Linked DNA regions of Homo sapiens: region 1 is linked to region 2. Evidence: chromatin contacts called from ENCODE Hi-C or POLR2A ChIA-PET data. All regions are on one chromosome and are shown on one strand. The core of a region is the stretch at or near the end of the contact, and the rest is flanking DNA. Distances in the headings are between cores, read along the strand shown.

Evidence for each region. Hi-C counts contacts between places; a loop is a spot of excess contacts on that map. ChIA-PET counts read pairs that join two places held with the same protein, here RNA polymerase II (POLR2A). Pooled maps may share reads with other maps.
Region 1: a loop to region 2 is called in a pooled map, with 3 times the contacts of the local background. The contact joins the promoter of LINC02022 here to the enhancer-like site in region 2. A Hi-C loop is called at or near these places in 2 of 168 maps with a recorded cell type or tissue (chondrocyte and naive thymus-derived CD4-positive, alpha-beta T cell), 2 of 37 single-sample maps with no recorded cell type and 12 of 50 pooled maps. POLR2A ChIA-PET finds 5 or more read pairs at or near these places in 5 of 52 experiments (OCI-LY7, PC-3, activated T-cell and 2 more).

Annotation. Positions count from the first base shown.
Region 1 is chr3:12,883,889-12,887,142 of GRCh38, forward strand. LINC02022 (long intergenic non-protein coding RNA 2022) reads right to left here and starts at 1,323. Exons shown (of 3, transcript NR_136189.1): 1 at 971-1,323. LOC105376956 (a long non-coding RNA gene) reads left to right here. Exons shown (of 5, transcript XR_940601.4): 4 at 1-117. RefSeq lists enhancers at 1,073-1,202, 1,293-1,382.
Region 2 is chr3:12,718,381-12,721,476 of GRCh38, forward strand. No RefSeq gene overlaps it. Among named protein-coding and RNA genes, the nearest start is that of TMEM40, 39 kb to the right of the region's middle. RefSeq lists an enhancer at 1,646-1,695. Within about 2 kb of position 1,756, at least 2 of the 41 ENCODE cell types and tissues checked have a DNase peak (open chromatin) inside an H3K27ac peak, as active enhancers do.

The DNA.
Region 1 (3,254 bases), core at 73-2,572, 170 kb after region 2:
ACACGCTGCTTTTAAGAACTGTAACACCATGAGGGTCTGCGGCTTCATTCTTGAAACCAGTGAGATCAAGAACCCACCAATTACAAACACAACACCTCAACAACACCTCATGAGCAGGTAAGGACACCTGGGCACTGCTCAGGGACGGCATGTAGTCTGCAGAGTTGGGAAGCTCTGTCTATACTAAGGGTGTTTTTTGAGGGAAGGGCAAATTGATATGAATGTCGGAATCAAATTCAAGCTCCTTCAATTCTAATCGAGTGCTGCTTTAAAAAAAGCTGGACCAACATGAAGTATCACCAAGCACTACCTCTGTAAGGCAGCAGCCCGAGCTCTGCTCATGGCTGGTCTCCAGCAGCTGCCAGCGGGCTGGCCCTCCTCCCTCATCAGCCATGCTGAGCATTCCCTGCCTTTTCGGGAGAACACGCGGTCACGCGGGCTGCAGTAAGGCAGGAGGAAGGAGCAGGCGGAAATGCTGAGGAACTCCTTGGTTCTCTCACCCCAGAACTCTTCCCAGCCTGCCAGGCTCTGGGCCTGAGGGATCATTCACCCACCAATCCCACCCCGTGACTTAGTCATGGAGGAAGTGAGGCCTGGAGAGAGGGGACTTGTCCCAGCAGGGATTAGGGCTTTCTTCCCTGCTGTGTGGCAGACGCTCCTGCACCGAATTCTGCCATGCCACGCACCACATGCTCACTGGCGCCTTTTTTGGGTTCTCAGTGCTGCCCCCACAAGCTTAACTTGTAGCTGGGGAAGACCAGCAGAGGTCGGAACAATTAATACAATCACGCAGCCTGAGAGAGAGCAGTAGTGCTACGGAAAAAGAGTACTTCAATTTAAAAATTCTAATTGTAAAAATAAATTTTAAAGAGAACTGGCCCAGGACATCCATGCCACATTCCCTCTTCCTCCAGGCCCTTCCTGACGCCCTTGACTCCGGCCTGTCCTGAGGCATGCAGATGCCACTCACCTCCAAGTTCTCCAGAACCTCTGGGACACCAAAGACCCTGACCTCGGAGGTGGTGTAGTGGTTGCTCAGAAGGATTTCAGACTGCTTGGCATAGAGATCTGGGCTGAAGGGTACTGGCCAGCTGGCAAATGACACGGAGTTCAGCCTTGTCCTCACACAGCGAGGGAAGGACGGGGAGGTTTGGAGCTGACAGTCAACAAATGGGTAATGGGCGGCCATTAGTGAAGTGGCAGGAAGTGGGGCAGCACACACAGCGCGAGTTGTTTTGTGTATGAACGGCCAGGCGACGGTGTCTGAACATCTTTCCTTAATTTTGCGAACGGAAACAGGGCACGATGAACCTGGGAACTCACAAAAATGATGAGCATAGAGCTCTGCGGGGTGCGGTAAGAAGGGGGGAGGGGATGAAAATATCTTTGCATGGGGTTTTGACTTGTGAGCCATGCAAGTATTTTACATGTTCAAAACCTACAATTAAGCCCCCAAGGAGGAACAAAAACTCAAACTGTAACTTGTCTTCCTATCCATCCACCGTCACCAGACAGCAGCAGCTTAATGTAGAGGTGGAATGGGTCACTGCAGCCACAGCACACAGCCACCTGGGGACATGGCCTTAGAAGGCCAGGGCTCTGCCTTACAGGGAGCGGTGCATGCTGTGAGCCAGAGACCACCACGTGGTGCTGTCTCCTCCCCAGCAGGGGTCTGCAGCTGGGGGTGCAGGTGGCAGGGGCTCCTCTCATGCTCTTACCTAGTAACCCTTGCACGGAATGTTTGCTTCCTGCCCCAGAAACTTTGAGTTCTGCTTGTTTGGAGGTCTTAGTTTCTACGAGGGAATGCTTCCCCAGAGGAAATCTGGCATGGTTCCAGTGCATTGGAAGATGAGACTTTCCCCTGGCCATGTGGGGCTCCCCAGGCCACTGAAGCAATGGGAGGCAAAAGGGTTTCTCTACTAGCTGGAGAGAGTGATCCCAGTCACCAAGGCTTTGCTACGCAATGGGGACAAGAACCCAGGGGCTTCTCTGGTATATCCATACCCAATGGTAATGGCTCGTGGGAAATTCTAGCAGCCAAAAAAGGACAGTTGAAGAATCAGAGTCCTTAGGAATGATGGTTTCAGTCACACCCCACATAGGAGAAACTTGAGGCCAGGTGCAGTGGATTCATGCCCGTAATCCCGGCACTTCAGGAGGCCAAGGTGGGCAGATCACTTGAGCCCAGGAGTTCAAGGTTACAGTGAGCCATGATTTTGCCACTGCACTTCAGCCTGGGTGACGGTTTCTCTATAAAACCAATTTTAAAGAAACTTGACCGGCTTAGGTCTGTATGAGGGCAGGGGACAATGGAATGGGTTTGGGAAGAAGGAAGCCACAGACATTACCCACAGCTGTGCCTTCCATTAGCAAAGGGAGGGCTGCAGTAGCTTTACTCACTTTCACTTTCCCGGTTACACACGTGTTAGTTGGTTTGTGCTATTTCCTTCTTTCCATTTTTCACTTTCTATACAGGTGTCGATAGGTAACGTTACAATTTAGTCTTCAGGGAACAGAATATTCAGCAGCGCTGTGATGGAATCTGAGGAGTCACTCAGAGCCCCGCCCCCCCACCACCCCATACACAGTGACTGAGGGACTGTGCCTCATTGTGGGCAAGGGGTGAGAAAACCCCTTCGTGATCTGAAGTGTGGCTGTATCTTGGGAGGTGGAAACACAAGGCTGCTTGCTTGTTCTGAATTTCACATGTGCGTGGAAGGTGCATGTGGAAGCTGAGTGTCATATGGTAGCTGGGTTAGAGCCTTTTTGTCTCTCAGCTCCAAAGCCACTGTTCACCGCCTTGCTCTGTGATCATGGCATTGGACTTTGTCAATGTTCTCCTCTGCCAGTTAGCAGAGGTGACACTGGGGGTGCTACGGGAAGAAGGGGCATCCCTCCTGGTTGCACTGGGCAGCGCTCTCTTCCCATCTGCAGCTGCCGTGGGCAAGCAGGGTTCCATGGGGGTGACTTCCCACATGCAATGCCCTGTCTGCCAGCACCCGAGGGACGTCCTGCTTGCCAGTCCTGTCTCACATTCCCATGCCTGCCAGCCCCAGCCTGCTGGCTGCAGCAACTGCCATCTGGGGCATCTGACACGGTCTCCGCCATTCCAAGGGCTGCTTCCACTCCTCCAGTGAGAGCGAGCCTCGGGACCAGAGGAGCGGCCCAAACAACCCTGAGTGTGATGAGAAACCATTGTTACCGTGGCTCTAAGCTAGGAAGTTTTGCGGTGTTTGGCTTTGTAGCAAAAGGTA
Region 2 (3,096 bases), core at 506-3,005:
CCGGGTTCACGCCATTCTCCTGCCTCAGCCTCCCGAGTAGCTGGGACTACAGGCGTGCGCCACCTTGCCCGGCTAATTTTTTGTATTTTTAGTAGAGACGGGGTTTCACCGTATTCGCCAGGATGGTCTTGATCTCCTGACCTCGTGATCCACCCGCCTCGGCCTCCCAAAATGCTGGGATTACAGGCATGAGCCACCGCGCCCGGCCCCAGGCTGGTCTTGAACTCCTGATCTCATGATCTGCCTGCCTCAGCCTCCCAAAGTCCTGGATTACAGGCATGAGAGACAATTAACAGCTTCCCCCACCCCTTAAAAATAAGCTAGTTAAGGCCGGGCGCGGTGGCTCACGCCTGTAATCCCAGCACTTTGGGAGGCCGAGGCGGGTGGATCACGAGGTCAGGAGATCGAGACCATCCTGGGTAACACGGTGAAACCCTGTCTCTACTAAAAATGCAAAAAATTAGCCGGACGCGGTGGCGGGCACCTGTAGTCCCAGCTACTCGGGAGGCTGAGGCAGGAGAATGGCGTGAACCCGGGAGGTGGAGCTTGCAGTGAGCCGAGATAGCGCCACTGCACTCCAGCCTGAGCGACAGAGCGAGACTCCGCCTCAAAAAAAAAAAAAAAAAAAAGCTAGTTAATACTTCTTCTTTAGTAAATTGGATTGGGAGGAAAGCTCTGGCATGCTCACAGTTTAACCTCTCTAAGCCTCAGTTTCTTCATCTCCAAAATGGAGTGGTACCAAAGTGATTGTAAAGTCAAGTGAGATAAAGTCTGGGGTAACTTCTTTTAACAGTGTAGGTATTCATTACCATAATCCCACTCAGCCTCAAATTTACCTAATATTTACCTGTGTATCATAAAACCTTCTGCTTTGTCAATAATCTTTTTTTTTTCCCCTTTTGAAACGGGGTCTCACTTTGTCACCCATGCTGGAGTTCAGCGGCATGATCTTGGCTCACTTCAACCTCCACCTCCCGGGTTCAAGTGATTCTCCTGCCTCAGCCTTCTGAGAGTAGCTGGGATTATAGGCGCGCACCACCACGCCCAGCTAATTTTTGTATTTTTAGTAGAGACGGGGTTTTGCCATGTTGGCCCGGCTGGTCTTGAATTCCTGACCTCAGGTGATCTGCCCTCGGCCTCCCAAAATACTGGGATTACAGATGTGAGCCACCATGACCGGCCAGCAATCTTGAAAACTTCCACCGCATCCCAAATCTTGAAAAACCTCTCTCTCTTTGTGTGCGTATGAGACAGAGAGAGAGGAGTGAGAGACAGAGGAGAGAGAGAGGAGAGAGAGGAGTGAGAGACAGAGGAGAAGGAGAGAGGAGAGAGGAGAGAGAGAGAGACAGAGAGAGACAGAGACAGAGAGAGAGACAGACAGAGAGAGAGAGAGACCTGAGGTCTTAGAAGACCTGAGGTCTTAGAAGGCTGGAGGCAAGGTCCCTCCTTTCCATTCTTTAATTTCCTCCGTTTTTCGAGGGAAACACTACGACTTGTTTGGAGTCTTACGGATAAGAGCCCTCTGTTACTAATGATATTAATAATGGCATCTGTTAATGAGGACGTCGTTATTATCTAACATTGGCAGGAGAAGAAAGCTCCGCGGCACAAGGGAGCAACCTCTCGTGTTCTGCAGACCCGATTTCGCATTTGGGAGAAGAGCTCTACTCCCCACAAAAGTCAGTGACACTCCAGACCCTGCAGAGACGCCTCCAGGGTGCGAAGTGGACTCTGGCCGACCTGTCAGGGGCAGCAGCCAGAATCCATCAGTTAACCACTCTGAAGGAAGTTTCTGCTTCAACGTTTTCCCCGTTGCTAGGAAACACTGCTTTGCCGCTGCTCATTGGTTAGCGCCCCCTCTTGTGTCTATGCCCTGTAATAGCACCCACAGTTGAGCAAACAGTAAAGACTAACACATGATTTAAATCGTCTTTATTGTGAAATATAACATACAGAAAAGTATCTAGGATATACATACAGCTTGGAAAATAGATATTGTGTATCTATTGTGTAACCACCACCTACAAAAACAAAGCATTGCCAGCGCATTAGACACTGGCCCTGCTTCTCTCCCTCCTTCTCCCCAGCAGGTGTTTATCTTTTCACTTTCCTTACAGTTTTATTACCTGTATGTATGTATCCTTTTTTAATATTTTATTTTCTTTGTTTTCTGGCTGCTCCTCCAATTTGCCCTGCTTGTTTCTGCCTCAGGGGCTTCGTACTTGCTATTCCTTCTGCCTGAAACACTTTTCCTCCAGACAGCCGCATAGCTAGTCCTTCACTTCCTTTGCCCAACGTCATCTTTTCAGTGAGCACTTCCCCAGCACTCCCTGTCCCCTGCTTTTTTTTTTTTTTTTTTTTTTTTGACACTGAGTTTCACTCTTGTCACCCAGGCTGGAGTGCTCACTGCAACTTCCACCTCCTGGGTTCAAGCGATTCTCCTGCCTCAGCCTTTCAAGTAGCTGGAATTACAGCCACCCACCACCATGCCCACCTAATTATTGTAGTTTTAGTAGAGACAGGGTTTCACCGTGTTGGCCAGGCTGGTCTCAAACTCCTGACCTCAGGTGATCCACCTTCCTCGGCCTCTCAAAGTGCTGGGATTACAGGCGTGAGCCACTGTGCCCAGCCCCCTCTTCTTACATAGCACTTAGCACCCTCTGACACATTTTTCTTACCTCCATCTTCCTCCACTAGAGTTGAAGCTACAACAGAGTTTCTCAGCTTCAGCACTATTGCCGTCTGAGGCTGGAGAATTCATTGTTATGGAGGCCTAGCCCGTGCACTGCAGGGCATTTGGGAGTATCCCTGGCCTTTACAAACCAGATGCCAGTTGCGCCCTCCTCACCATGGTTGTGACAACTAAAAGTGTCTCCAGGCATTGCCAAATGTTCCCTGGTTGGTGGTGCGGCAGGATGGTGGCCAGGGCAAAAATCACCTCACTGAGAATTGCTAAGACTTTGGGCTGGCTTTGTTTACCCCTTGTCTAAAACACAGTCAGGTAGCCAGTAAGTGTTTACTCATCTCAGTCTCAGCAGAGCCTGGCACACAGAGTGAAGTCTCAATAGAAGTTTGATGAATGAGGCCGGGTGCCAT